Linked DNA regions of Homo sapiens: all the other regions are linked to region 5. Evidence: chromatin contacts called from ENCODE Hi-C or POLR2A ChIA-PET data. All regions are on one chromosome and are shown on one strand. Each heading gives the region's core, a stretch centred on a gene start or an enhancer-like site at or near the end of the contact. The rest is flanking DNA. Distances are from core to core; before and after follow the strand shown.

Region 1 (3,780 bases), core at 968-3,467, 8.2 Mb after region 5:
AATAAAAGCATGTGTGTGTGTGTGTGTGTCTTTTTTTTTTTTTTTTGGTAAAGATAGGGTCTAGCTCTGTCGCTCAGGTTGTAGTGCAGAGAGCTCACTGCAGCCTCGAACTCCTGGGCAGAGTTCGCCTCAGCCTCTCAAAGTGATAGGATTACAGGTGTGAGCCACTGTGCTGGGACTGTGTGTGTCAATAAAAAATTTTGCTTGTTCTAGAATTAACCCAAGGTCTTCAGTACCATTAATTCACTAACAACAATTTAAAAAAAATCCTCCCTAAAGACAAAGTAGGTGGCAGTTTCAGAGTACTTTCAATATTAACATAGAGCATCTTGACCCTTAGAGCCACGAAAGAAGAAAAACTAAATTCAGTGAAATTTGCACATGATAGCAGCCCTCCTTGGTTGTTTTTTCCCTGACAGCTTCTGGGAACTGAATGAACTTAATTATGTTTTATTAATAAACTATTATTAATTTTGCATCCTGAAATAAGTGCTTGAATCAGGAATAGCATACTTCCCACTAAATTCCTTTTGCCTGAATGAAATCTTCAGATTCCCATCTATACTGCAAGGGCACTTTAAGAGCTACCACATAGGCCATAACGTTCTTGGAAAACAGGATATGCTGTCAGTTGCCTAGGTAGAGACAGGAGCTGACAAGGCAATCCTCAAGTTCCTTTCTTTTATTCTGAGAGCTGTATTCTGTGGATAGGGATTTTGTATTTTAGTGCTAACAATGTTTTTCAGTACCTAACACCATGAGTATTCAAAGGTCTGATGTTATCTTTAATGTATGTAATGAACATACAATGGTATATCTTATGAATATTACATTCATTTTCTATTCCTACAACGTTTTCAGAGGAAATATTTTTACCCTGACCTGGATTCTATCGCTATCCTAATAACTGTGGTTCAGAAAATTGTCTCACAGGCAGACAGTTTCCTAATCACGTTTTACTCAATTATTTTATTTCTCAATATGATAGGCTGTGAAGTAGTCCACTGGAAAAGGCATCATGCTGAGAGTAAGAAAAGCTTATTTGTTCACTGCTCTATCTCCAGCACCTAGAACAATGCCTGACCCAGAACAGGTGCATAGTATTTGCTGAGTGAATTCTAATCCTACTTCTGGGTAAAATTAAGTAAATTAATTAGTTCTTGAGGGACTCTGTCTAGATGACCCCTAAACTTCCATGGTAAGGTTTTGTGGTTTTTATCTTGGCTTTTCTAAATGCTCTAAAAATAGTAGTGGATGGTAACAATGCAGTGTTCAGTAAAATCAATTGGTGGAGATTGTAGATAGATGGCTCATAAGACATCAGTATTACAAATCCTATGTGTGTGCGCGTGTGGTCATACAAGGCAAAGTTAAAGTCTTTTTTTTATGACGATGATAAATTAGTCTTGTTTGGGCGACTGAACTCAAGAGGTGGTTCAAATAAATGTCATATTTTTCATTGTATCTTCAGTGCCTAGTACAGTTACTGGCTCATAGTAGGTATTCAATAAATAGTGGTTGAATTAATTGCCTTCCTTAACGTTCCGTTTAAATGCTAGACGCAGCTAGGTCTTTACCCCTCCTTAGAAAGAGATGGAGCTGTAACCAGAAATCCCTTAAAAGGTAAGGACCAGTAATCAGGCTGAGCTAAGCTCATGGGTAGTACGAGACAGGCTTAAAGCACTGAAGGAAGAAAGAAGAGAACCCAAGCGTGAGAGAAAGCAAAACAAAACAAGTAAAGAGAGGAAGAAAAACATTTCTAAAGTGGGGGTTGGCAGGAAGCCACAGCAATTACAGCAGGTCAACCCTTGTCAATAGGTGGTCACCTCAAGAACTTACCATTAAAACCCTCGGCCACACAGACCCCACTTTTAAAAGGTTATTAATTCTGACATGCCCAAGTTCATCTGAGTTCCTTAGAAAGATCAACCAGCAGCACCTACTTCACGACCTATCCTCCATTCCATTCAAATAACGCGGCCAATAGGAAAATCCTCCGCCCTGAGCCAACGACTCGGCGTAGCTGAGACAGCACGGGAGGCAGATCTGCCCTGTAGAGCCTTGCGGTTCCACTGCTGGCCTCCGGATTCCCGGGAGCCCCCAGCCCGACAGGACAACCTTCCTTCCCCGCTTCCTCCTTTCCAGGTCTGTCCCAGCCCCCGCTGCCTGGGCCACACCCGCTTCCCTCTGGTGGCCCAGCCACCACCGCCGCAGTTCGCGGGAGCGCTCTTCCTGGGGCGGGCACAGGCCCAGGGCGCATGCGCACTGGTCGAAGGGCGCCTCCCAGTCCGGATCTCGCGAAGTTACGTTAGATTGGCCGCCGGTGACGGGTGGCCGTGCTGGGGGCGGGAGGGCTTCTGTGGTAGGAAGGGAGGTCCGCTCGGCCGGGTGCGCCGCCCCAGTGCTCTGTGGGATACTGGAAGTCTCGAGCGTCGGCTCCGGGTTCCCAGCCCTCCTCTGGCCCGCACTCATAGAAACATTCACACACCCCCTGCCTCCCCTCTCTTCCCTCTCCGCCTCCCCCTTCCCCCCCTCGCGATAAGAAGACCCGGCGGCAGGAGAGGGGATGAAGATGGCGGACGCGAAGCAGAAGCGGAACGAGCAGCTGAAACGCTGGATCGGCTCCGAGACGGACCTCGAGCCTCCGGTGGTGAAGCGCCAGAAGACCAAGGTGAAGTTCGACGATGGCGCCGTCTTCCTGGCTGCTTGCTCCAGCGGCGACACGGACGAGGTCCTCAAGCTGCTGCACCGCGGCGCCGACATCAATTACGCCAATGTGGACGGACTCACTGCCCTGCACCAGGTCTGTGCGCCCCGCCGCCGGCTCTCCTGACCGTGAGGGTTCTCGTCGGCCTCCTGCTCGGGCCTGCCCTCAGTTCTCCACCTCTTGAGGCTGGGGGCGGCGGGAGACTCCCTGCTGCGGGGTGAGGGGGCGGTTTCCCCAGAGGGCGGGAGGGAGAGCTGGTGGAAGGGAGGGCGCTGGGCTTGAGGCCCCCCTTCAGAACAGTTGCTGGTGGAGTTGGGAACCGGGTGATTTCCGGGGCATAGGGGAAAAGGAACTGTGGTCGTTTGGGGCCCCAGGGCCATTCGTGGATAAGTCTGGGATTTGGGGTCGAGACAAGGAGGGGTGTAGTGGGGTTGTGCCTGGGCCCCGGTGTCAGTGGTATATTCGGAGGGGTGGATGCTGAAGGAAGAAAACTAACAAGGGGCATTACGGACGGTTAGGCAGATGAACATCTTTGACTTGTAGGTGGGCATTGGATTTGTTGCACTTTTTAGGACTTGATTACAAATGATGATAATAATAGTAATCTAGAGCCCTAAGCCGAGTGCCCTGAACGAACGATTTCCTGTTTTCTCATTTATTACTCTTGGTCACTGGGGAGGGGAAAACAGGGTGTAATTAGCTGATCTGCACCGGCTGAAAGGAAGGGGATGGAAGTGGGTAGAGTAAGGAAGCCCTCTAAAGGGCTTGCCCACCTCCGGACCGGAACGTGTTGAGTCTGATACTCGAAGTTTGCCGCAGTGTCAGAGATCCTTGAGCCCCAGGTCCTCGGGTGTGCACTGGTGTTAGAAAGAGAAGAATAAATAGGGGACACTCTTTTCAAAGCCGGTTACCAAGCTCTGGTTTTTCTTTTGGGGTTGGGAAAAAAGAAAGCTGGTCACAAACTTTTCTCAAAATGGATGCTTTGTGCATATTAAAGTTTTATAGTAGTCTGATTGGGATCTCTCAATGTTAGCCAAATAAGGAGAAACTATTGGCAATCCAGAGATAATGTT
Region 2 (4,223 bases), core at 684-3,183, 8.3 Mb before region 5:
GTTTTCATTATGAATTCGTCTTTTTTTTTTCTTTTTGAGACGGTGTCTCACTCTGTCACCCAGGTTGGCGTGCAGTGGCAGAATCTCAGCTCACCGCAAACTCCGCCTCCCAGGCTTAATGGATCCTCCCACCTCAGCCTCCCAATTACGAATTCTTTGTTATGCTAATGAAAGATGTAGAAAGAGGAGAGGGTGCTTTGGATGAGACAGAATAATCTTTTTATTTCTCATGGAGTAATGTTAATCTAATGATATGAAGGTATAAGTATTAATGCTGAAACTCAGAATGCCATTTCATAGACTCCCTTTTTTGGTGATTTTTTGATATTTACTAAAGTACTAATTTAGATGAGGCAAGTATATGAAAATCCTTTCATATAAATAGGCCTTGTATAAATATCAGTGTTTCTCTTTAACTTAAAAAGAACTCTGAAAATGATGCTACATCTTGCTATATTATAAAGTTCCAAGTTTGACTTGGACAAATCTAAAAAGCCTCATTAACAGTGCTTTTAAACAAAGCGCACTTGTTCTAACGGAAAGCTTGTTATGTATATTTGCATTCTTGGTTGGTAAACAAGTGTTAAATACGCGTAGAGCATAATTGTTGCTAATTTACGGGTCCTGGTAATTTTAGAGGCATGGGAAAAGCCTGATTGACACGTACGATCGTTGGATATAACTGTAGATGCATTTAACTTTGCCAAACAAAATAAGAGAAAGATGTCAGCATGCAGCATTTTTAAGGGGGAAAGGATTCATCCCTAAATCCAAAAAGATAATTCCCCGAAGTTCTTAGCACATAATGTGATTTGAAACTTCAAAGCAGCTTCTACTTCCGGGTGTTAACATGGGAAAAAAAATTTATCTCACTTCACAGGACTTTTATGTGGGTTTTTTTTTCTTGTTTATGTTGTCTACATCCGGTCCCTACTCTCTTCTTTCAATCCTCTCATTATCTCCCTCTAGGGGTTTAAGTTTGTTTTAACTTTATGCTTTTATCCTTATTAGTGGAAAAAAGTGGGTCAGTATTACTTTAGTTTGTCTTCACTGCCACTCTGCTGTTCATTCCTGAACTAGCTTTTAGCCTCTGGGAAAGGAGAAAGTAAAAACAGTTGCAGAAACTGGGCCAACCTCTCGCGGCCCGCCTCCCCCAAGAAAACAAAACCTAACCCGTGCAACAGTAGTCCTTTCTGTTTTCATAGCACCTTGTATTTCTCCGCTCATAACGTTCAGATTTTTATGATAGTTATTGATCATCTTTCATCCCAGCTAGACTCTCCGTCCTTAGAGGACTCAGCATATTGCCGGGCACATGATAATATATACAAAACACTGTACTGTAGTTTAAATGAATAGATGCCGTGTGTGTGAGAGACTGCGGCACTAGTACCCACGTACCCACACACAACAAAGGAGAAAAGTTGCAGCCATCAACATCTTTCAGTGTGGGTCCTTTGACATGGACTCTCTAGAAAGTCAGTGGAGAACTGTGGCATGGACACCTTGTACAGTAATTACTTGTATAACTGAAGCACGAGTTTTGGTTTGGTAGCGGGAAGTTGAGGGGCAGGGGGATGTTGGAGGGGCTGAATTATTCACATAATTTCTCCCCCAGTCGCTGCGGACAGGCACTCATTCCGGTGGGGTCCCCTGGCCCCCTCCGCCGCTCCCCCGACGCCCGCATTTCGGAGCGGGCAGTTTCCCGGGGACACCCGCCCCGCCCTGCAGGCCCCGCCCCCGGCCGCCGGCCCCGCCCCCGCCTCCGCCGCCGCCGGCAGGGGTCGCGCTGCCCCCGGCGAGCCGCTCAGGCGGGGGTGGGGTAAGCTCCCGCGGCCGGTCGCTTTTCTCCGCCGCCGCTGGTTGGATCGTTTCAATAAAAGTGTTTTTTCTCTTGCACTCGCTCTCCTCCGGGGAACAGGCGGAGGCGTCAATCCGCAGCCGCCGAGTGTGAAAGCGACGCACACGCAAGGAGCGAACGCGGCCGCCCGCAGTCTCCTGAGCTCCCCGCGGGCCGCCGCAGAGCCGCGGAGAAGGAGCCAGCGCCCGGCCAGACAGTCTCAGCCCGCCGTCGGCGCCCGCCGCGCTCGCGCCCGGCTGCTCCGAGGGGATTAGTGGGCCGTCCGCGCGGCTCGTCGGCGCGGGAGCCATGTTGACCGAGGGACTTGGCAACGCGTGAGACACCCGCGGCCCCTCCCGAGGCTCCGGACCCGCGGCGAGAGCCGGAAGGCGGCTGTGGCGGCGGAGGCCTGCGCTCGGAAGCGCCTCACGTCTGCCGGCCGCTGAGACCCGGACTTGCATCCGGTCGCCGCGGGCGTCCGCGGAGCAGCTTCCCCCCGCGCCTCTCTTCGCCTCGCCTCGGGACCCGCGGTCCCCGCTCTTGCTGGTGAGTTGGCGGCTGGCGTCCGCGCCGCGCTTTCCCCTGGTGTCGGGTCGGCCGCGGGGCCGGGAGGCTGCGTGGGACAGAGGCGGGGGCGGGGGCTACTGGGGGCGCGGGTGGCTCAGGCCCGGTCGGGAAGTTGAGCGAGGAGGCGCGGCGCGGGGGGCTAGCGTGCGCCTGTCACCTCTCCGGTCCAGCGAGGACCTTGGGTCGCCCGGGGATTTCCGGGGCTCGGGTGGGGTGTGAGTGTCTGCGAGCTGCTTCCCAGGAGGCGCCGACAGATATAGACGCCGCCGCCTCCGGTGCTCGCTGCCGCTTTGGTCTGCGGGGGAGGCCGGTCTCCTCGCGAGGCGGAGGAGGGGAAAGAGGCAGAAAGTCCCCCGAGACACAAAGGTCCCCTCGGCGGGGGTGGAGCTGGAGGCGCAGGCGACGCTGCCCGGGAGGGGAAGGAAGGGGCGCGGGTCCGCGGGAGGTGGGCGAGGAGGCGGCGGTCGCGGCGCCTGCAGCTCCTTGGAGACGCTGGCGCTGTGCGCGGGTGGGGAGCGCGGAGGAGGAGGAGGAGCCCGCGCGTGGGAGCGGGTAGAGACAAAGATCAGGGCAGCCTCCTGCTGGCGGGTCACACCCCGGAGTGTTGGTCAAGAGCGGAGGTAGAGGGAAGGTGGGAAACCCAGCAAACCGATGGGGAGGGGAAAATGGGGGGAGGAGGGTGCCTAGTGCTGTCTCCGTCGCAGTTGCTTTTCTCAGCATTTTTGTGCCCGATGCTATGCCCGATGCTTTTGCTCCCCAACTCAGCTGGATAGCTCCAGATTCCCTCCCTCCTGTCACCCCCACACTGCCACATTGACTCTCCTGTGGTTTTTCCCTCGTTCTCCCCCTACTTTTCACCCACTCCTTTTCGGGTAAGCAGTATTTTGCTTTCAGCTTGGGGAACATTTGTTAATGACAGGATGTCTGAGCTTGTTCTGACCCTGAACTGCCTTGAACTTCTCTCTCTTCCTCCCACCCTTTCCTTTTCTGGGATCTATAATGTCACATGGCCGTTAACAATTAGCTTTTCTTTTGCAAAAGTGGCAAAAAGCGTTTAGCTGAAATCTGTGGCTCTCGCCTCCTTTACATGAATATGTCCACCAAAGACACCTCGTTGGTCATGTTCTATCACCTCTTCGTCAAATTGACATCAGGTCCTAACAGGTCACTTTCAAGATACAGAAGAGGCAAATTTTGTTTTGAGACTTGGCCATTCCTAGGGTCAGCAAAGTGTATTCCTGGCAGCCAGACCTTCAGTCACTTATCAGGAAATGCTTGACCTAAAGACAGACAATTCTTTCCCCAAACTTTGCTGTTTCTTTTTTGAGTCTTTGTTGAAAGATTTCTTTTAAAAGGCGTTCGTGTGAGAAGATCACAGCAACAAATCTGGCTTGTTCTGTTTTAGACTTACTTTCTTAACTCTTGGGCAGAAGAAAATGAATGAGATTTGAAGACCTTTGATACCTTGGGTAGACAAAGCTTGCCTTGAAACTAGAAATAAGACGAAACTAGATTTTAAGGGGAAAAAATTTGCTAGTGGTAATATAATTGGTTTTGTTTCATTTTTTTATGAGTCTGAGGAGTTGACATTAAACGTTGGGATGTTGCTTTGTTAATGAAGTCATTTCAATTTTTGCAACTCTTAACATCTGCATGCTTCCATAAACAGTGGGTTGGAACAAAAGAAAATGTGACTAAGGGATATTCCTTAAATTCTTTTTTATGTTATGAGAGAGAATATTGGAATATAAAGAATGTTACTTTATCTGGTAAACCATCTCATAGGCCAGAAGCACTAACAGTTTGAATGGTTGGC
Region 3 (4,343 bases), core at 1,824-4,323, 5.5 Mb before region 5:
TGGCTATGTCATGCTGATCAGGTATTCAGACATATGTCAAAATATGAGGTCCATGGAGCAAAAATAGTAAAAGTGGTCTTATTATCAGTATTCATTTTTTTTAACCAGTATTTAAAAAATAGCAACCACGAAGTCTGGGGCCCACTGAACCGGAATAGTTCTATCACTCTTATCAGAAACCCCAGAGAACCTTGATTCTCTAACTTTGTTAAAAATTTGCAAGCCAACTTTCAATTACTTTTTTTTTTCAATTTTTAATTTTTGCCAGTTCAGTTCTCTGCCCCTCTATCTTTGTGAAACAGAGTCAAGGGAGGTTAAGAAAAAGCAAGTGTTTCCATATCACATCTTCTTCCTGCTACAAGCCAGGCTAACAGAACCAGAACTGTTTCTCTCTTCTCCAGCTTCCAATTCTCCTTCAAATTAAACTGAGACCCTCCCCAAACTATTGCTCTTTGCAAAATTAAATACTCCAGTGTCTGAACAAAGCTAAACTAAAAAGGACACTTTAAACGAATAACCTTTAAAAACAAACTAAGTCAGCCTTCAAAATAATCCCCTTTGGCCACACAGGACAGCCCAGGGGACAGGTGCAGGGCATGCCTTCCTAGAGGCTGTCTCCTCCTCCATGAATCTGACCTTTTCCAGCTGGTAGCTCTGGCACCTCACAAATCAGTTGTCAGTAGGCCGAATGCCTGCTTTCCCATCTGCACTTTCCAAATGGCTCCTGATGCCAACGGCTGAGATATGACCTGGCTCTCTGATGAGAACATGCTTCCCAAGTGACATGCCAGGTTTCCTGGAAGCATTTCTAAATGCATTCTCTGAGCTCCCTCCCTCACCTCCCAGTCACGGTTCATTCTTCCTTCCCTGCACTTCCTAATGCCACCTCCTGATCCTATTCCTCCAACGTCATGTCCCTTCAGTCCCAAATCCTTACCCACTTTCATCAACCATTGACCCTTGTCCTGCCTTACATCCCAACTTCAAATCCAAAGGGCATAGTTCTGGCTAGGTGTGGTGGCTCACGTCTGTAATCCCAGCACTTTGGGAGGCGGAGGTGGGTGGATCACCTGAGGTACGGAGTTCGAGACCAGCCTGGCCAACATGATGAAACCCCATCTCTACTAAAAATACAAAACTTAGCAGGGCATGGTGGCAAATGCCTGTATTCCCAGCAACTCGGGAGGCTGAAGCAAGTGAATTGCTTGAACCCAGGAAGCAGAGGTTGCAGTGAGCCGAGATCACACCATTGCACTCCAGCCTGGGCAACAGAGCAAGACTCTGTCTCAAAAACAAACAAACAAATAAACAAAAAAGCAAAGAGCATAGTTACAACATTTTGGAGCTGGTTCAAAGTGATCTTTCTGAGGCCTACCTGCAGGCAGGTCGGTCATGGCCTCTTCCCTTGCCTTCTTCAGCTTCTCCCTGACCCAGGGAAACTCCTGTAGGGAATCTAGGAATGTATCAAATGCTTTAGGGCCCCTGGAAGGTAGGATATCCAGCAGGAGCATTGTTTTCCGGAGGCCTGTGGTTTGAGCATTGATTTCTTGAATATGGTTTTCCGTCAAGATTCCTTCCTGGTAGAGGTACTGAAGAACCAGTCCCTCCACCAATACCTCTGCACCCAGCTCCAGGCGAAGTGAGCGGAGTACTTGTTTGTCTCTGGCCTCCATTTCTCCCTGGAAAGAGCCAAAATCACAGCTCAAATTACAGACATGTTGATGTGGCCCTAAAGACAGTGTCACTGCAATGTAAGTTCCTTCAGGTCAAGCACATCTTTAAACCATAGCAGACTGCCAGGTCATGGTATTTAATTCACTGATTAAGCCAAGCCAGGTTAATTTTGAATGTTTCCTAACATAATGAACAACAATGAAGATGAATCATCTTTTCTGTTTCTGCTTTTCACACAATGGGGTCCCAGCTCAATTCCTCGTTCAATAAAGAAATTTGGAAAAAGAAAAAAAAAAAGTGGGTCAGAGACCCTTCTGAACAAGCAATTTTTATCTGAAGATTACAGAGCAGCACTAATTTTAACACGCTGGAGAAGAAATGGTGGTTTTATTTTCACATTGCCCTCATCAGACCTGCACCACCACCACCAAGGCAGAAACTGCCAAGGTGGACGCAGGTCCCCTTTTTTTGATCACAAGTATTTGCAAAACCTGATCAGTAATAGGAGTGCAGGACAGAAATCAGCAGGTTCAGAATTTAAGGCTCTTTTCGCTAAAAGTCCTCTACACGATCACCTTTAAGAAAATTGTTGTTTGTGCCCAGTCTACAATAAACTTTACACAATATACAGTCACAGACTCCATTCCTTCCCACTAAGAATTCCGAATCTCCAGCACAACACTGTCGTGGCCGCACATGCATGGGACATTTTATGGGATTTTTTTCTTTCAAAAAAAGCACACACCCCAGCACTGGTCAGTAGCCAGGCACGATTTGAAGGTGCAGTTCCACCACCCCTGCACCAGTGTGCTGTGGCTTGGTTGTGTGTAAGGCAGTGAAGGTTAAGTGACCGGGAAGGCAGGCAGGGATGACAGATGGGGCTTCAGACACACCCGGGCAGTACGACCACGGCTAGGCGACACCCGATCCCACACTCCCCCTCGCAACCCTGTAAAGTTCAGGAGGTGACAGGTGAGGAGGGGAGGTGTTCACGTTTGGCCGTGAGCGCCCATTGGGAACTATTTAAAAAGGCTCTGCTTCGGCCGCTGAAACCCTTGTATCAAACAGGAAGACTACGGGCGGTTTCTGCGGCAACTTGACCCGCTAAAGAGGGAGTGCTGGGAATGAACTAAAGAGCGGACCAAGGGGAGAGCGGGCCTCCGGCACTGCCGCAGCCACCCAGCCTTGGCCCGGATCGGAAATGCGGAGCAAGTTAGCGGGGCGGGGAAGCCCCCGCAGGGCCCAGGTCGCAGACGCTACAATGCAGGACTTTCAAAGAAAGATGGATTCCTGTTACTTACGTCTGCAACCACGTATCTTTGGGGCGGGGGAGAAAAACTGCAACCGGAATCCTGACTGTTAGGGAACCTGCCCCATAAGCACCATCTTTGTTAATGGCGAAAACCCTAAACAGGAAGTGTTGACACCATCTTTGTTGAGGGCAAGTACAGGAAGTGCTGTCGCCATTTTTATTGAGCGTTCAAGGGTCGGATCGAAGCTCTTCCCGCCATGCTTACTGTGGGTAAACAATTCAATAGCGGGGAGATGGACAACCGTAGTGTCACTTAAAGGGTATCTAAGTAATGGAGTAATTGAATCATTGCATTTTAACACAGTAACTCCATCAGGGCCTCGCACACAATTGACCTAACAGAGAGGCAGGTCAAAAGCCACCCTAGTAGAGAAGCCTTCTCTGACCTATCTGATTAAAACGGCAAGACAGCTGCGCTCATTTCCTGCACTCCCCATTAACCAGCTTTATTTTTTACGCATCACCATCTTATTAAAACTTTTCACTTATTCATTTGTTTATCCTTCTGCTTCCCTCCATTAAAATGCAAGGTCATTTATTTATATCAAGGGTTCCTGCCCGCAAAGAGTTTACAAATCTGTCAGTCAGGATTTCATTGCAGCACTCAGCTAGTTACTCCTAGTCAGAAAGGGATTCGTTAGGGGGAATTGGGGACATTCGAAATCATTGGAAAGGCTGGAGAAGGGCTGAGCTGAACATCCATGGATGACTACCTAGATAAGATTGCTGATTGTGGCTGCTGCCCACAATCAGGAAGATGGCGTCAGGAAGTTGCCATGCCTGGTCCCCAACCTCCTCTCAACACCGACAGAACAATTAACAGGACACTGGAACAGTGCTGCAAAAAACGGTGGTCTCCACGGCTGCATTTGCCAGCAGCAAGAAAACAGCACCTGCAAATCTTGCTTTGCTGCGTGCCATTGGTGAGACCAATCTGACATGCAGAATATTAGCAGCAAGGATGTCTAGAGCATGTAGTTGGTAGCTTTCCAGCTTGTGAAACACAAAAAGGTATAGTAAATGAGGGAAGGCCTGACACTTAAAGCCAATCTACTGCATCCACCACATTTTCAATGTGGAAAGCAAGAAAAAATGCATGACCCAAATACAGAGAAACACAGCAATGCCAAATTGGGTGTCCTTCCTCACATTCCTTTGTGAAGCGAGGCAGGCGATCAATAAATACATTCATTGATTCATTTTTAAATCAATTGGATGATACATACAGAAAGTCATATGCTTACTAAAAATCAGTTGACAGTACAGGGGGAAAAAACTCCTAAAATATTATTTCTGCAAAGGTTTTCACAGCCAAACCCTTTGGTGGAAAATGAAAATATCTTTGTTAAGCAAATCA
Region 4 (3,725 bases), core at 76-2,575, 7.3 Mb before region 5:
TGGAGAGAATTCATATTAAGAAATACAACTGTTAAAAATACATTAGGATCAGTCAGCTTAACACCTTACAAGACAAACAGCAGTGTTTGAATTTCACTCGAAATCCAGGAACAGCCACCAGAGTAACAAATTTTGCTCTGGAAGAGTTCCAGCAACGCTACAACTCTCCTTCCATTCCTATCTAATCAAAATTTCAGAAAGATGAAGATTAGCTCTCTTCGACCTCTCTCAATTCCATCTTAATCGCTTCTGACTTCTCCATTTTCTGTTTCTCTGGCGATTTTAATTAGAAACAAGTAAAAATAATTTTTATTAAGGTGAAGGAGCTTGTGCAGCAAAAACACAGACTTCTCAAAATATGTAAGTTCCTAGTTCATAATATCCAACTGTAAACTCTCAGCAGTTCTCCTTGCCTTACCAGTGGATTTAGAGGTTAAGACCTCAGAAGTTCCATTCTGAGCCACAGAATATCCTATCTGCACTGCCTGCAATTGGTATCATAATTCAGGTCTAAAGGCCCTAAAGCTTGGCGATGCTATGGGATTAGGCAGGTGAAAATTCGTTATCACCACCACAAATTCTGCAATTAATGACATGAGCGCGCGGGCAAACACACATGTACACACACCCCAAAAGTGCAGGCTGCAACAACCCCAACGTGAAACGGGATAGTGGGAGGAGGTGTGCTCTCCATTACATTTGCCCACCCCCAAAGAAAATAAGTCCTAGCTTGCTCCAGCAAACCAGCAAAGACGCGGCAATACGGATCAGAATCGGATTTTTGAGGCGGCGGCCAAATCGCGCGAAAGATGGTAGGGCTGTGCTCTGCGCACAATCTCAAGACCGTGCCACGATGTGCGTGGGAGCTGAGTTCTGGTAATACAGGGGCTCGGGCCCAGCGACCCCAGAGGTACCACACGCCAACCTCAGGCACTCTTTTCTCCCCCACCAGCCCTCTAGTCCCACAGGAGGAGATGACGCCTCTTCTCAGACTAGGAATCTATAGCCCGGCTTTGCCACCCTGTCAGGCCCAAGAATCAGTCTAGTCGGGGCTCTGGGGCCCCGGTCCCGGCCCCCTCAACGGGCCTGAGCCAAACAGTTCAGCCGTTCCCGGAGGGGACTGGGAAAACATAAAACTCTCTTTACCTGCAGAAGGCCCTTTGCTCTTCTTCTTCTTTCGTCTTTTTTTCTTGGCTGCTTCCTCAGCCGTAGAGGCAGCTCCTTCTTCCCTGTCGTCTGGATCCAGGTCGCCATTCAGGTGGCTCCCGGAGGCCGCTACCTCCTCCACACCCGCCATGTTGCCCGAGAGAGCGCGAGGGAATGAGACAGAGCGGCGAGGGCCCCGATCCTTCTCCACCCGCCTACACCAGCCACGCCGGAAGCTGCTCTCGATGGTAGGGACGCAGGGAATGCTGGGACGGCGGAGGACTCAGCTGAGGGTGTCGGGCTAGCTTCGGGCCGGGCGTGCAGGAGTCTCGGCTTGGAGCCCCGCCTGGCTGGAGTCGACTGGGGCCAGACCCGACTGCTTCGTCCGGTGCCTCGGGCATTCCCGAAGCAAATCGGCAAGCGCAGGGTGAAGTTTAAAGGGGAAGTTGAGCTCTAGAGTCAGCCGGAGATACCTGTGGAGACGGGCAACCCGCCGTAGCAAGCGGCGTCTCTGCTGGAACGGAAATATTTTATATTTGCGTTTTTATAAATCACACAGGCAGTGGGGAAACGGGCTAAGAAATGTGTTCACTTGTACACATTTCTATTGTCATGACTCCACATATCTCTTAAATCTAAGAGATTTAATCAAATCTGCGTTGACATTCACAATCACAGCTCTCCGCGAGGCTCTGTAGGCACTGGAGAGAATTTTGGAAGCTGGAGTTCCGTGTTAGTTTATTGTACTACTCAACCCCGGACGGTTCAAGATGGGAACCCGTCACACTCCGCTCACTTTCCAATTCAGGACAAGAATGACAGGTTTTAACACACGGGGACACGGTCTCTCTCATTAATGCAAAAGATCACACTCCGTTTTCTCTATTTCTGGTCACCTTTCTTTTGGATTTAGGACGTTTCACCAGAAACTAATTGAATTTTGCCCATTTCTTTACTTCTTATGTTTTGAGCCTCATGTTCAAACCGCAGTTTGAGATTTAGTTTGTGGCGTAAGTGGATTGTGATTGGCTGCCTGCACCAACTCCTTCTCAATTTCTCCTGAATATGGCTTTGTCCACCTGGAGAGTTTAGGTGTTTTCATTAGTTTTAAACTAGGCACCAAGCTTCATGGGCATCAAAATGTCGTTAAGAGCCTTATTGCCAGTGAGTTTACAGTAAACCTCACACAGGCTCTGACTGCAGCTGCATAAATGTACATTCTCTGTCTTAAAGCTTCAGGCAGCACCTATCCAATAGTAATAAAAACTGTTCCTCTTATTCTTGTACAGATCTTTATCTCTTTAAATCTATCCCTATTTAGATTTTAAATTGTTTTCCCTAGTTGATTGCTGGCAATATAAAAGTTGGTAAACCGGCCGGGCGCTGTGGCTCACGCCTGTAATCCCAGCACTTTGGGAGGGCGAGGTGGGCAGATCACAAGGTCAGGAGTTCGAGACCAGCCTGGCCAATATGGTGAAACCCCGTCTCCACTAAAAATACAAAAATTAGCCGGGCGTGGTGGCAGGCGCCTGTAGTCCCAGCTACTAGGGAGGCTGAGGCAGGACAATCGCTTGAACCCCGGGGGAGGTTGCAGTGAGCTGAGATTGCGCCACTGCACTCCAGCCTGGGCGACAGAGCGAGACTCCATCCCCCCCAAAAAAGTAAATAAAATAAAAAATAAAAAGTTGGTAAACCAAACATAATACCACAAAAATAAAAATAGAAGTAGCTTCCATGTGTCCAAAATCCTTTAAAATGCCCGGCAAGACCCAGCCATATCTACTTCTCCAATGTCTCCACTCTCTTACTATTATAGCTCCAGCTCTCAAAGCTCTTTCTGACCTTGGAGCATTTCAAACTCACTGTTACTTTTATCTGGGCTGCTCTTTGCTTGGCTGACATATTCACTTATTCACTCATCCATCCATTCGTTCAATGCCTACTATAAACCTAGATCTGGCAATATTTAGAGAGCAAAAACAGAGATGATCCTTGTCATCATAGAGCCAGTTAACAAAAATAGACATCAAGCAATGATGCTAATAAAAGCAAATTTACAACTGCTGCTATGAGAGCATATTACAAAGGGACTTGCCTAGGTAGGATGGCCTGGTAGAGTTTCCTGAGGAAGTAGCAATTAGGCTGAGATCTGAAGGATAAATAGGCAAAGGGGAGGGGAAAGGTTTAGAGAGAGTATTTTTTTTTTTTTGAGACGGAGTCTCGTTCTATCACCCAGGTTGGAGTGCAGTGGCCTGATCTTAGCTCACTGCAACCTCCGCCTCCCAGGTTCAAGCGATTCTCCTACCTCAGCCTCCCAAGTAGCTGGGATTACAGGCGCCCACCACCACACCCAGCTAATTTTTGTAGAGACGGGGTTTTACCATGTTGGCCAGGCTGGTCTCAAACTCCTGACCTCAGGTGATCCACCTGCCTCAACCTCCCAAAGTGTTGGGATTACAGGCATGAGCCATTGCGCCTGGCAGAGTATTCTTGGCAAAGGGAAGGTAAAGAAAAATTTAAGAGGTATTTAAGAGGAGACATGGATTCTAATACTAGAATGGTCATTTGGCTATAATTTT
Region 5 (4,044 bases), core at 1,545-4,044:
ATATAAATTCATTGCTACAGAGAACAAAGGTAAGCAATAATAAAAGGTGAGGCCTTCTTGTGAAGTGATTTTGGTCAGATAAAACTGTTCACAAAAGCCTAGGGCAGAAAGAAGGCAGGTCCAGACAAGTGTTCTTATAACAAGGCCACTTACAACATTGTCACATAAGTCCCATTTCTTGATGAAAACTGACAGGTGCAGAAAATCTGACGAAAAATAATAGTTTTGCCAATTTTCCTCAAAAATATACAGTGAGTTATTGAACTAGAACCTGAGTTAAATTTCCTGACTCACACTTAGGTACAGACGACAATGCATAAAAACTTAGTTGACTTGTTCAAGCCAGAGCTGACTTGTTCACTGCTGTATCCCCAGTGCCTAGCACAGGAAACAGGATAAAAAATACTGTTAGAATGAGTTAAAGAATAAAATTTAGGTAAGATTTTGCTTTTAGTTACAATTGTCACTGAGATCTAGGTTACAATCTTAGCTTCATCAATTATTACTTAACTTCTATGAACTTGTTCTCACTTCTGAAAAATTAGAATAAAATTTACCATTAGAGACCAGGCACCTTGAGTTTATGAATGTGAGCAAGAGGGTGGTGGCAGAAGGGTAGAAAAGAGTAATACAGACAAACGAAACTTGTAAGTGAATACATAAAAATAAGTTATAACGAATGAAAAAAAAAACAGAAGAAAAGGTGTTAGAGAAAACAGACTTCTATTATGAAAACAAACACGCAGTAGTCAGCATAGTGTATGACATAACATGTGCTCAGTAACTATTAAATTTCATTCCTACCATTGTCAGAGGTATTTGAATCACAACAACTCCATCTTGAATAGGGGCTGGGTAAAATAAGGGTGAGACCTACTGGGCTGCATTCTCAGGATGTCTGTCAGTCATTCTAAGTCACAGGATGAGATAGGAGGTGGGCACAAGATACTGATCATAAAGACTTTGCTGATAAAACAGCATGCAGTAAAGAAGCCAGCCAAATCCCACCAAATCCAAGATGGCGAGAAAGGTGGGACGTCTGCTCGTTCTCACTGCTCATTATACACTAATTATAATGCATTAGCATCCTAAAAGACACTCCCACCAGTGCTATGACAGTTTACAGATGCCATGGCAATGTGAAGAAGTTACTCTATATAGTCTAAAAAGGGGAGGAACACTCAGATCTAGGAATGGCCTACCCTCTTCCCAGAAAACTCATGAATAACCCACCCCTTGTTTAGCATATAATCAAGAAATAACTATAACAATCCTTAGTCTACCACCTCCAATGGGGGTGTATGCACCTCCAATTCTTTCTTGGCGAGATCCAGGAGCCCTCTCCTGGGGTCCAGATCAGAACACCTTTCCAGAAACACCATCCCATGTTAAATTATGAATTAAGAACACTGAACATGAAGAATGTTTAATTCAAATTATTGAGTAAACACTTACAAAATTAAAATATAACATTTAATAAAAATAGCAAGATTGAGGAACAAGCACTTCACAAATATTGGTTTCCCAGAATGTCTGAGGAGGTGTATAGAAGTTAAGAATATGTCCTCCAGCCAGAGAGATCTGTGTTCAATCACACTATTTAAGTTACTTAGCTTCTCCAAGCCTCAGTTTCTTAACTCAGATGGAAAATGAGGACAATGTAAGCACCTATTTCACTGGATTGTAAGGAAGAATAAACAAGATAATGAATAGTATTTGGCATATAATCTTTCAGAAAAGTAGTAAAATTGTCATTCCTATAAATCTAACTAATGTCTTTAAAATTCATCTCACAAAATCAGTATCTTTTTATTTTGTACTGAGCTACTTATTTTACCCAAATTGGGGGTTTAAAAAGAAACTCATTACTTATTTTCGAAAGGAAAATTTACTGTCAAGTACAGTAATTTTTTTTTTAAAGCAGCGTTTAAAAAAAAAAAAAGACAAAGCACTGGTCCAGATAGTTGGAAATGTCATTTAGATTTAAGTCTACAGCTTCTTAGGAAAGTTAGGTAGAGATGTATCATACTCCAGCATGATTGTGAGCAGACGAGCAGGATGAGCAAAACTTGCACGAGTAAGAGTGGTAAACACCAGAGAAGGCGCTTTCATGGAAGGGCACCCTAGGTAACCAAGCAAGTGGCAACAATAGTACAGGTGAGTCCTTGGATCCCTTCTCTCTCCACCCCCGGCAGTGGTCCGGACAAGTACTAACCTCTCCTCTCTAGAGCCTTGACTTTATACTAGCTCCACAACCATCAAGCCCCACGATCCGCGAAAGGAATGGTGCTACAGGTAAGGCGGGCGGGGTCGGGATGCCGAGACCTCTTGTCAATTCTTCGCTCGCCCCCAAACGAGGATCACGGCTGCGCGGCTCTCACTCTAACTATCAAGACAGATTCTGATACTAAACAAGGCTAAAACTTTTTGTTTTTTCCTTCTTACAGAAGGCACTACCCTGGACGCCGCTTGCAAACGCCTGAAGAGAAGGCAGGGTGTTCCCACTTTTTCAGAATGGGACCAGGCCCTACGGCCCCAATAGCAGAAGCTTCTCTAACCCAGGACTGCTCCCCTCAATTCCTCCCAATATGCTGACCGACAGCTCGACCTCACCTGGGGGCGGTTCCGCCAGGGGATGGCTTAGGAAAACCTCAGGAAGAGCAGCCCAGCGAGTGACGCCACTGAAACCACAGTCATGGTCTACCTCGTTCAGGCCACCAGTTTGCAGGCGCCTGAGCCGCTGCTCCTCCCGCCTCTCGGTCCTTCCCCGCCGCCCCGGTACCGTCGCAGTCTTACGCGTTGCATGCCGGGAGCGCCTTACCTCCTCTTCTCAGGGACTTCAGTTCCCAGCATGCAGAAGCCTCAGGCAGAACTGCACTCTGGGATTTGAAGTCCTCGTTCCACGCCTTCTCATCATCCTGAACACCGAGCTCTGGGACTCCGGCGGAGAATCTAAACGTAAAGCATCACCCACGGTCGTGAACTGTAGGCTCTCCTGGCATCCGGGATCTTATTCTGGCCTTGGCGGAGTTGGGGATGGTGTCGCCTAGCAGCCGCTGCCGCTTTGGCTTGCTCGGGACCATTTGGCTGGACCCAGAGTCCGCGTGGAACCGCGATAGGGATCTGTCAGGGCCCGCGGCCGGGTCCAGCTTGGTGGTTGCGGTAGTGAGAGGCCTCCGCTGGTTGCCAGGCTTGGTCTAGGTGGGTGGATCCTTGTAAGCAGGATTAGCGAGTCACTCCACGCTCAGGTTCTTTAGCCTGAGGGCCCGTGTGCCACAGCATAGCTACCCCGCCCTTCCAGCCTCGGGTCCCTAATACTGCCTTGCTTCGGTTCCAGTTTCCGCCGCACAACTTCACTCATTCCAAATGTTAATTTCTGCGTTTTTTTTCAGCCCCAATTCTGTTTCTCCAAATCAGGGATGATTGTCGGCCTTCCACAGACCCTCGCGCTTGCCAGGATTAGGGTGTTCGCGCGCATTGTGGGTAGGGGTGTGGAGGAAGGGATCCAGAAATCTTAAGTATTAACTTAGATTAGTGTTAGCAAGGAAGCCGTCACATTTTATTTAGCCGGGACACTCTGACAGTTTGTGCCGACTGCTATTTTTGATCAAGGCTATTTTGCCCACTTGTCTATTTTGTGGCCCAATTGTCTGTTTTGCTAACATCAGAAAGTTATAATGAAATAATCTGCAAAAAATGTAAGGTGCTAGAAAACCAATAATACTGTGTACCTTGAAAATGCTAATATACACCTGTTTTGTTACAGAGGTGGAGCACAGTGAAAGAATTCAAGATGCCACCTAATATAAACTGGAAAGAAATAATGAAAGTTGACCCAGATGACCTGCCCCGTCAAGAAGAACTGGCAGATAATTTATTGATTTCCTTATCCAAGGTGCTTAATTGGTCAATAATAATAGATATATACATTAACTTATGATTAATTTATTAATAAAATATGAATTTATTTTTTTCAGGGACAACTATAATTGTCACAATCTGGAAGTGTTCTTATATTTTGCTTGAAGGTTATAAAATATAAAA
Region 6 (3,717 bases), core at 1,212-3,711, 5.4 Mb before region 5:
CACAATTACCGGGATACTTGCAATCTGCCGGTGCCTCCCCGGGAGGGAAAGCCCGTGGCCCACACGGAAAGACCGGAATCGCAAGCGAGAGAACTTTTCCCTCTCCCTCCCCCTGTTGCTACCAAAATTTCAACTGTGCCACAACTGTAAGCTTTTAGGATACGGATTTGGAAAGCCAGAATGATTTGCCAGATACTTTACTTTTTTTCTTTTTTCTTTTTTCAGATGCCTAGAGACAGCGTGCCGCGCGAATTGCCTGACTGTACTTGAAAGCGGCAGTACCCTGGGCGCGCCGACCATGGAAGCCGCGCTCGGCGGGGGCTTCGCAGCCTACTCTCGACGCCCGGGCAGCCGCCCTCGCGGCAGTGTCAGTCCCTGAACTTGGCCGCCAAGATCCTGGGCTGCAGCCGCAGCTCCGCCCGGGAGCCAGATGCTGCTGGGCCTGCGGGGCCCGCGGCACCGACTTGCTGATTGCACCCCGTGCAAAGGGAGGCGCCCGACGCTTTCCCCGGCCGGGGTTCGAGCCCGGGAGCCTAACCCTGAGCAGCTGCGGAAAACAGTAAATCTTCCAGCGTGCTAAGAAGCTATTTCCAAGAAGCTCTTCCCGCGCTCTGCGCTCCGCCAGGCCTGAGTCCCTGGAGAACCACTTTCCTTACGCATTCCCAAGGACCCAGGACCCTGCGAGCGTGCTCTCCGCGGTCCCTTGGAAGCAAGGGACGTATTTCCATCTTATTCTTTGCTTCCCACCTCGACCCCGCTTCCTAGCTGCTTCCTTGGGGAGGCGCTCCCTCCCGCACGCGTCGCGGCCGATCGGCTCCCTACCTGTCTGACCGAGCTCCCGCAGGGCCTTCGCCAGACGCGCCGCCTGCGGGGATGGCTCCTCCGCCGACCCCGCGGTCCCCCACTGGCTCCGCGTCCCTTCCCCGCCATTCCCGGAGGGCTCAAGGCACCGCAGGGTCATGAGAGAAGGGTCACCGCGGCAAAGACAGGTGGCCGCCCGAGCTGGGGTCAGAGAAGGGTTCGCGTCCTTCCTTGAAGTCAGTGCGAATCCCAAAACGAGTCCCTGCGGGGTGTCCGAAATGGTGGCAGAGAGAGAAGGGATGGGGCTCTTTCTCCCCAGATCCTGGAGGACGGATGACAAAGTCCCTCGCAGCCGCGGTCACCCACTGATCGCCTACAAAGAGAAAGCGGGAGGTTGGGTCAGTCCAAACTGGACCCCTGCGGCTGGGGTGGGGGTGGGGAAATAGACGTGGAAAATCCCAGGGACTCCTCCGCCTCTACGTTCCTGCACCATTTAACCCCAAGCTTCCAGTTAGCGCCCTGGCCCAGCTCTAGAGAAAAGATAAAGAGAGCAGAGATCCAAGATAAAGTTGGCTGAAGAGGTGGGGGGCGGAGGTCAGGAGGAGGGTGAACAGGGTGTCTTCCCGCCCAGGGTCACTAGCTGAAATCAAAGACTGGCGACCTAGGAAGAGCAAATAGTCACCTGCAGATCCAGTGGGAATAGGCCCTTGTCAAGGACAAGTAGAAAAAATTAAAAAGGAAAGAACAGGAGAGATTCCCCAAATTGGCATTCCGGTCTCACACCTGGCGCAGCCCGAGGGCCCCCAGGAAGAAGCACCCACACAAACTTGGTTCTCCGCCCTAAAGCGCTGCGGGGCCCCGAGGCACCAACCCGGGGTGCGGAGGTGCGGGAGCTGCCGCATCTCCGCCCGGGAGGCTCCTCGCTCCCCTCCCCCCGCTTCCTGGTGCCCGCTCTGGCGGGGTTGGGGGTGCCGCGGCGGTCGCTCCCGGACCAGGATGGCTGCGGTGGTTCTCGCCGCCGCGGGCGCTGTCGAGGAATCGGCCCGAGCGCGCAGCCCTCGCGGGGCTCCGAGGCGAGGCCGGGGCCGAGCGGGCGGTCGCGAGCGCTGCGGAAAATGCAAACCACCAACGCCGCGCTCTTACCTCGACCTCGGCCGCGGCCGCCGCCGCCGCCTCCGCACCAGGCAGCCTCCTCAGCGGACATGGGGCGGGGGGGTGGGGGGAAAAGGGGAGGTGGGAGGGGCCCGGGAGAGGAGGGGCGTCTGCCCTTGTTTCCCCCGTTAACGTTTAATTTGGGAACGAGATGCCCGGGGATGCAACCAGCCCCGCGCTCGGAGGCGGCGGTCGGAGTTCCGTGCGCAGAGGGCACACAAAAGCCTCGAGGATCATTGCCTCGACCCCATCCCCCACCGCGCGGCGACGCCCCCTACGGGCTGGGACACCTCCACTCTCGGACTGCTGCCGGGTTTCCCTCCGGCTGCGACCCTGGAGGTGGGAAGGAGAGAGGGAGGGAGGGAGGAAGGAGCGAGGGCGGGAGGCAGGCCGGTGGGGAGGAGCGGGAGATCAGGTTATTAGGAGGATTATTAATTTGAATGGCAGTTTAGGGGAAATAAAAAAAAGAAACTCCAGACACTTCCAGACGCCGAGAAGGGGCTGGAGAAAGCAGGCAGCAACGCTAGGCCGCGGGGCAGAGCCGCGGTTCGGACTCTCTCTTCCCCGGCGCTCCGAGCTGCGGAAGCCCAGGCCGTCCGCCGCTCCCCGGCGCACGCGGCCGCGCCTCGCCGCCCTCCCCGGTAACTCTCCTCGGGGCGGAGCCTTCGGGCTTCCCCCACTACCGGTACCTGCCGCGGGCGCCCGAGCTGCGGGCACGGGGTATCCTGAGGCTGTGCACCCGGGACCCCGGCGCGCACTGTCCGCGGGCCACGCGGTGAGGGTGGCTGCGGGCGAGAGGGCTCATGCTTCAGGGGAAGCCCAAGGCCCGCCAGCCGCGGCGGCTGCGACGAGACTTGGCAAGAGTTAAACGTCGGTCCCAGGAGCAGCGAGTGCGCGCGACTTCCCAGACCGACGCGCCTCCCTTGCTCCCCGCCTCCCTCCCCAGTCAGCGCTCCGCTCGCGCCCCGCCCGGCTGCTGCGGAGGCGGCTTTCCAGGAACTTTCCAGGAATCGGCCTCACGTGACCGCGGGCCCCGCTACTGCTTTAAAGAGGCTCGGTCGCAATACACAGGCTTCAGGGAAGACCGGGTGAGAGCGCTCGGGTGCAGGGCGGGCGGTGTGCACGCCGGGGTCGGCCTGCCTCTGGCCCCACACCCCGGGGTGCTCGGGCGCAAGCTAGAGATCTCCCCGGCCACCGGCTACAGCCAACCCCGTTTCGGCGGCCGGAGCCTGCCCCCTACCCGGGCCAGCTGAGCGCCCGGGTTCAGGGAAGGATAGCGATCCTTGGCCCTTGGCCTGCCACGGGGGTGGGTTCCTCTAAACATCCCGGCGGCGCCCCCTCGATGCGACCCTCCTGGCCGCACTTTTGCGGGGGGTGGGCGTGCAGGAGCGACTGTGGGTCCTCGGAAACCAGACTCTCCGGCTCTAAGACACATCGATGGCGTGGGGACGCCGTGCTCGTCCCGGTGCCCACGGCCGGGGACCGGAGGCGGTCCCCTTGATCAGGTCCTGGAAGGCAGCGAGCGGGAGAGCAGCGCCTCCTTAAGCGGCGCCGGCCGTCCTTAGTCCCCTCCCCCTGGCGCTCCGGCTCCTTGTCACCCGCACCCACCCGGCTCCTCCCTTCCTCCTCCCCTCTGCTCCAACGTCTCCGGTAGACCCGGCGGCCCGCCCGGGTCACCTGCGCCGGCTGCTAAGGGGGCGCCCTTACCTGCGCGCCCGGAAGGGGCTTGGTGACTGGCCTCGGTTCCCTCAGTCCGGAGAGTGT
Region 7 (3,830 bases), core at 283-2,782, 6.0 Mb before region 5:
GCTCGTTCTGCCTCGGCGGCGGCGGCGGCTCCCCGGCAGCAGCGCTCTCCGCGGCGCCCCGGGGGCAGGACTTACGCAGTGGCTCTCGGCCGTCTTGAAGTCCCAGCTGACCCTCTTGGCGCGCGCCTGGATCTCACTCATTCTGAAGAGGCAGAGCGCCGTGGTGGTGGGGGAGCGCCGCTCCTGGCCCTCTCCAGCGGCCGCGCTGAACACTCCCGCCCAGACGTCCAGGGCCTCCACTAGGCTGGAGGAGAGGAGCAGGCGGCGGCCGTCGGGGTGGCCGTGGCCGCAGTCGAGGGATGCCTGGCCCTGGAACAGCACCTCGGTGCTCTGCGCGATGCGCGCCATGCTGGGCCAGCCGGTGGCAGCGCCGCTCGTGTAGTTGTAGGGGTAGTAGGGGAAGTAGATGCTGCCGTTCCAGAGAAAGGCGTCCACGAAGTGCAGGCTGCCCGCGCCCTCGCACAGCTTGAGGCGCCCCAGCTCCTGCGTGGCCAGGCTGCGCCCCTCCGTGTCCTTGAGCGCGATGGCCGTGTCGTGGTCGGATGCCGCGGGGTTGCAGCGGCTCGCCGTCTCCGGCTCAGGCAGCACGTAGGTGGCGGCCACCGCCAGGTACCAGCGGTTGTTCCGGCCCGCGCGGTACACCACGCCGGCCGTCGAGCCCTGCGGGTGGCACGACACCACCTCGGTGCCGTTGCGCAGGGAGTTGCGGCTCAGGTTGCCCAGGGGCCGCACCTCGCAGGCGCCCCGGTCGAAGGTCCAGCCGGTGAGCAGCAGCCCCCCGAGGCCGGCCGCCCCCTCGCGGTAGGGCAGCAGCAGCTTGCTGAAGCTGCTCCCGGGCCGGGGCCGCGCGGGGGGCGCCAGCGAGACCGGCTCTGTGCAGTTGCCCGCTTGGTCCCGGTACAGGCGCGAGAGGCTGTGCTCCAGGCTGTAGTCCAGCTGGTCCAGGCAGCTGCCGCTCGCCACAAACACGCCGTCCTCCTGGCTCGCCGCGATGGCTCCGATGGCTTGCTCCGACCGCCACACGGGCTCGTCCGCGCCCCGGCCGGGAGCCGCCAGTGCCAGCAGATAGGCGAGCAGGGGCAGTGGCGCTGCGGGGCGCGGGGGGCGCGGCGGCGCCTTCCTCCGGGAGACCTCCATGGGGCTGGGGGGGCCGCCCCCGGGCAGGGCGCGCGGCGGCGACGGCGGCTCAGGCGCGCGGCAACGGAGACGCGGGCGGCGGCGGCGGCGGTTCCTGCGCGCGCTCGGGCTCCCGCGGCCGCCCCATCCCCGCAGCTCGCCCAGGAAGGAGAGCGGGGAGGGCGGCGCGCGGCAGGCTCGCTCCGGCAGCCTGTGCAGCGGCGGTGGCGGCAGCAAGCCCTGCGCGCTCCGGCACCGTTTCCTCCTCGCCCTCCTTCGCCGGAGAGTTCCTGTGTGCAGCGCTGGCGCTCGCGGGGAGGCGCGGAGGGGAAGGGAGGGGACGGGCGGAGAGGAGCGAGGCGGGCGGGGAGGGCTGGAGAGGTTGGGTGCGCTTGTGCGTTTCACTTTCCCATTGTGAAAGTGGGATGCAACTGGCCCCCTTCCTCATCCTCTCTTCCTCCTCCGCCCTCCGCCTCCTGCCCGCCCGCCCGCCCTCCCTCCACGCCCATCTCCCCTCCCCTCTTGATTCGGTGAGATAGGGAGGAGGGAGGTCTCGTAATTTGGGTTACTGTGTAGGTGGCCTCTTTCATCTATTCATAACAAAGCTCAGCCGCCCGCCGCGGCCGCCGCGGCCGCCACCATCGCCCCCTTGGCTCGCCTGGGGCTCCCGGGGCGCGCTAACGGCGCACGGAGCGGGCTCCCGCGCCCGTCCGCCCGCGGTGCTGCTCCAACGCCCGGTTTTGTTTACGACAGCAGCCGGGTCGGGGATACGCCAGGCGCGCGGAGCGAGGATCCAGGGTGCGAAGGGGTTGCAGCTGAGGCCCCGGGCTCGGGCCACAGGGCTGCTGCGAGAGCGGCTGACAGGTGTGGAGCGGCGAGAGGGAGGCCCCGGGGAGGCGCGCGGGAGACATGGCCGAGCCGGAGACTCCGGGGACCAAGGCGCCCCTGTGACAGGGTGTGGGTTTCCCCGGGTCGGATGAGTGAGGTGGCAGAAAGGCAGGCGCCACACTCTCGTTCTGGACAATCCCCAGGGCCGGAGCGCCCATATTTGCAAAGGTTCTCTAATCTCCCTTGGCAACAGAGTCCCAGGCTCTCAAGCCTAGCACTTGGAAAGTTCTGCTCACCATCTAACCTAATGAGCGGGGCTAACATTTACTGAGCACTTACTACGTGCCGGGTGCGCTTGTGAACTCACCACATGGGTTAAGACTCATAATTCTCATAACAGCCCTATTAATTAGTGACTGTTATTGTCATCCCTACTTAGTAGTCCAGGAGAATGGTTATAGAAAGGTTGTGGAACGTGCTGGCATTCTACTGCTGGTAGATATCAGAGCCGAGATTCGAATCCATATCTAGCCCCAGGGCCTCTTACATACCTGGCTCTAGTTAAGTGCCACCTGTGGCCATTGCCATAATCCCCCAGAGATCATTCTCTGTAGTGAGACTGAAAAGTTCCTCAAGTTAAATGCACCAACCAGCCCCCGCCCTGCTTTCTACTATTAGACCCAAGTCCCCGTATTTCCCTCGAGGCTCTCCATCTGTCTCATCATTACCCACTTTTATCCTTTGGACCCCCTGAGGTCTCACCACCTCACCCAGAGGGTGAATAACAGCTGGGTTGCCCCCACAGCCGCCAAGAATTTCTGAAGCACAGGGAATCATTGCCCACTGGGGAATAGGTTCATGATTTCTCGGAATGGGGCTTCCCAGAGGATGCACAAATGCCTCCCAGCTTCCCGGGGCAGCTGCGGGCACCATCAGCACCCTTACAGTCTGGCAGATGAGCCAGGGGGTGCATAGGAGTGGAGGGTGCTGAGGACCTCTATGGATCGTTGGGAAATGATCTCTGTTCCTTCCCAGGCTATTTCCAGACCCCAGGCCCCAGGGAGGGCAATTGGCTGCTATCCCCTTTCTTCCTTCCCTCCAAGTTCCCCAGCTCGAGATGCTGTTTTGGGAAGGGAAAGGAATGAGGTGGCTTTTGTCCCATGCTGAGTCCTGCCGAAGGTTGCAGGTTTCAAACTTCTCCAACAGTGCTTCAAGTTCTCCCCAGTGCTGAGGGATATGGCAGGAGTTCTGGAAGGCTTAAGGAAAGAAGGGTGAGGTGGAGGGAGAAGAAGAGAAGTGTGAGTTTCTGCTCTAGATGTGAAGTTCAAGGATCCTATCATTTCAGCAGTGGCTCTCATACACTAAAGTCAGAGTGGTCATCTTTTCATTCATAAGCCTTTCATTTGCAATTGGATAACATTATCTTTGCCTGGCAGGAGGCAGAAAATGCCTTCCCACGAGATATGAGGTTGCCCTTTGTGCTGTGATGATGGTGTTGGAGTGTCCATAAGGAGAGGGGAGGAAGAAGGGGAAAGGCCTAAAGTACCCAGTTGGTGTTAATCGGGACATCTCAGGCAAGACAAGTCAGATGTTTCACCTGCTCCAAAATATCTGGCCTTGCTCCCCCACTCCCTGCCCTCCTGGAATGCTTTCAGAATTTTTGCACCTCTGGAAGTGGGAAGATCAATATTTTAAAAACCTCATCCGAAGCTCAGAGACCCCCTCCACAGCATAGTAGGGGATTTATGCGCTGGTGTTTTGACAGTTTTCCCTGTGACTGATGCAGAACTCAGTGACCTTCACTGGCTCCGTGAACCAGCGGTGGCAGTGTCGCTATGTGCTGAGAAGCAACAGTTCAATTCCATTCCAGAGATAGTTTTACTTCA

Evidence for each region. Hi-C counts contacts between places; a loop is a spot of excess contacts on that map. ChIA-PET counts read pairs that join two places held with the same protein, here RNA polymerase II (POLR2A). Pooled maps may share reads with other maps.
Region 1: a loop to region 5 is called in a pooled map, with 7 times the contacts of the local background. The contact joins the promoter of PPP1R12A-AS1 here to the promoter of TMTC3 in region 5. A Hi-C loop is called at or near these places in 2 of 50 pooled maps.
Region 2: a loop to region 5 is called in a pooled map, with 14 times the contacts of the local background. The contact joins the promoter of CDK17 here to the promoter of TMTC3 in region 5. A Hi-C loop is called at or near these places in 4 of 50 pooled maps.
Region 3: a map of CD4-positive, alpha-beta T cell shows a loop between it and region 5 (22-fold over the local background). The contact joins the promoter of CRADD here to the promoter of TMTC3 in region 5. A Hi-C loop is called at or near these places in 4 of 168 maps with a recorded cell type or tissue (CD4-positive, alpha-beta T cell, CD8-positive, alpha-beta T cell and naive thymus-derived CD4-positive, alpha-beta T cell) and 11 of 50 pooled maps.
Region 4: a map of B cell shows a loop between it and region 5 (23-fold over the local background). The contact joins the promoter of METAP2 here to the promoter of TMTC3 in region 5. A Hi-C loop is called at or near these places in 5 of 168 maps with a recorded cell type or tissue (B cell, CD8-positive, alpha-beta T cell and naive thymus-derived CD4-positive, alpha-beta T cell) and 8 of 50 pooled maps. POLR2A ChIA-PET finds 5 or more read pairs at or near these places in 1 of 52 experiments (CD4-positive, alpha-beta T cell).
Region 6: a pooled map shows a loop between it and region 5 (8-fold over the local background). The contact joins the promoter of SOCS2-AS1 here to the promoter of TMTC3 in region 5. A Hi-C loop is called at or near these places in 6 of 50 pooled maps.
Region 7: a pooled map shows a loop between it and region 5 (8-fold over the local background). The contact joins the promoter of PLXNC1 here to the promoter of TMTC3 in region 5. A Hi-C loop is called at or near these places in 2 of 50 pooled maps.

Annotation. Positions count from the first base shown.
Region 1 is chr12:79,933,718-79,937,497 of GRCh38, reverse strand. It overlaps PPP1R12A-AS1 (PPP1R12A antisense RNA 1), which reads right to left and starts at 2,217. Exons shown (of 2, transcript NR_146535.1): 1 at 1,944-2,217. PPP1R12A (protein phosphatase 1 regulatory subunit 12A) reads left to right here and starts at 2,401. Exons shown (of 25, transcript NM_002480.3): 1 at 2,401-2,803. The coding sequence starts at 2,567. RefSeq lists enhancers at 1,886-2,451, 2,175-2,469, 2,516-2,815, 2,452-3,015, 3,156-3,215 and 1 more and a silencer at 2,896-2,985.
Region 2 is chr12:96,398,149-96,402,371 of GRCh38, reverse strand. CDK17 (cyclin dependent kinase 17) reads left to right here and starts at 1,933. Exons shown (of 17, transcript NM_002595.5): 1 at 1,933-2,386. RefSeq lists an enhancer at 950-1,169 and silencers at 1,590-1,919, 2,010-2,189, 2,370-2,529.
Region 3 is chr12:93,676,105-93,680,447 of GRCh38, reverse strand. It overlaps CRADD (CARD and death domain containing adaptor protein), which reads right to left and starts at 3,073. Exons shown (of 3, transcript NM_003805.5): 1 at 2,976-3,073; 2 at 1,376-1,679. The coding sequence starts at 1,673. RefSeq lists enhancers at 571-1,385, 2,202-3,016, 2,989-3,228, 3,017-3,832.
Region 4 is chr12:95,471,752-95,475,476 of GRCh38, reverse strand. It overlaps METAP2 (methionyl aminopeptidase 2), which reads right to left and starts at 1,325. Exons shown (of 11, transcript NM_006838.4): 1 at 1,147-1,325. The coding sequence starts at 1,297. RefSeq lists an enhancer at 1,109-1,508.
Region 5 is chr12:88,141,057-88,145,100 of GRCh38, reverse strand. It overlaps TMTC3 (transmembrane O-mannosyltransferase targeting cadherins 3), which reads right to left and starts at 2,794. Exons shown (of 14, transcript NM_181783.4): 1 at 2,614-2,794. CEP290 (centrosomal protein 290) reads left to right here and starts at 3,013. Exons shown (of 54, transcript NM_025114.4): 1 at 3,013-3,201; 2 at 3,767-3,895. The coding sequence starts at 3,794. RefSeq lists enhancers at 2,424-2,927, 2,734-3,173.
Region 6 is chr12:93,570,142-93,573,858 of GRCh38, reverse strand. It overlaps SOCS2-AS1 (SOCS2 antisense RNA 1), which reads left to right and starts at 2,461. Exons shown (of 4, transcript NR_038263.1): 1 at 2,461-2,594. SOCS2 (suppressor of cytokine signaling 2) reads right to left here and starts at 1,184. Exons shown (of 2, transcript NM_001270471.2): 1 at 823-1,184. The coding sequence starts at 961. RefSeq lists an enhancer at 381-520 and silencers at 1,738-2,047, 2,058-2,107, 2,468-2,747, 3,118-3,307, 3,368-3,417.
Region 7 is chr12:94,146,279-94,150,108 of GRCh38, reverse strand. It overlaps PLXNC1 (plexin C1), which reads right to left and starts at 1,532. Exons shown (of 31, transcript NM_005761.3): 1 at 76-1,532. The coding sequence starts at 1,137. RefSeq lists silencers at 1-45, 706-945, 1,076-1,305, 1,376-1,625, 1,636-1,765 and an enhancer at 406-505.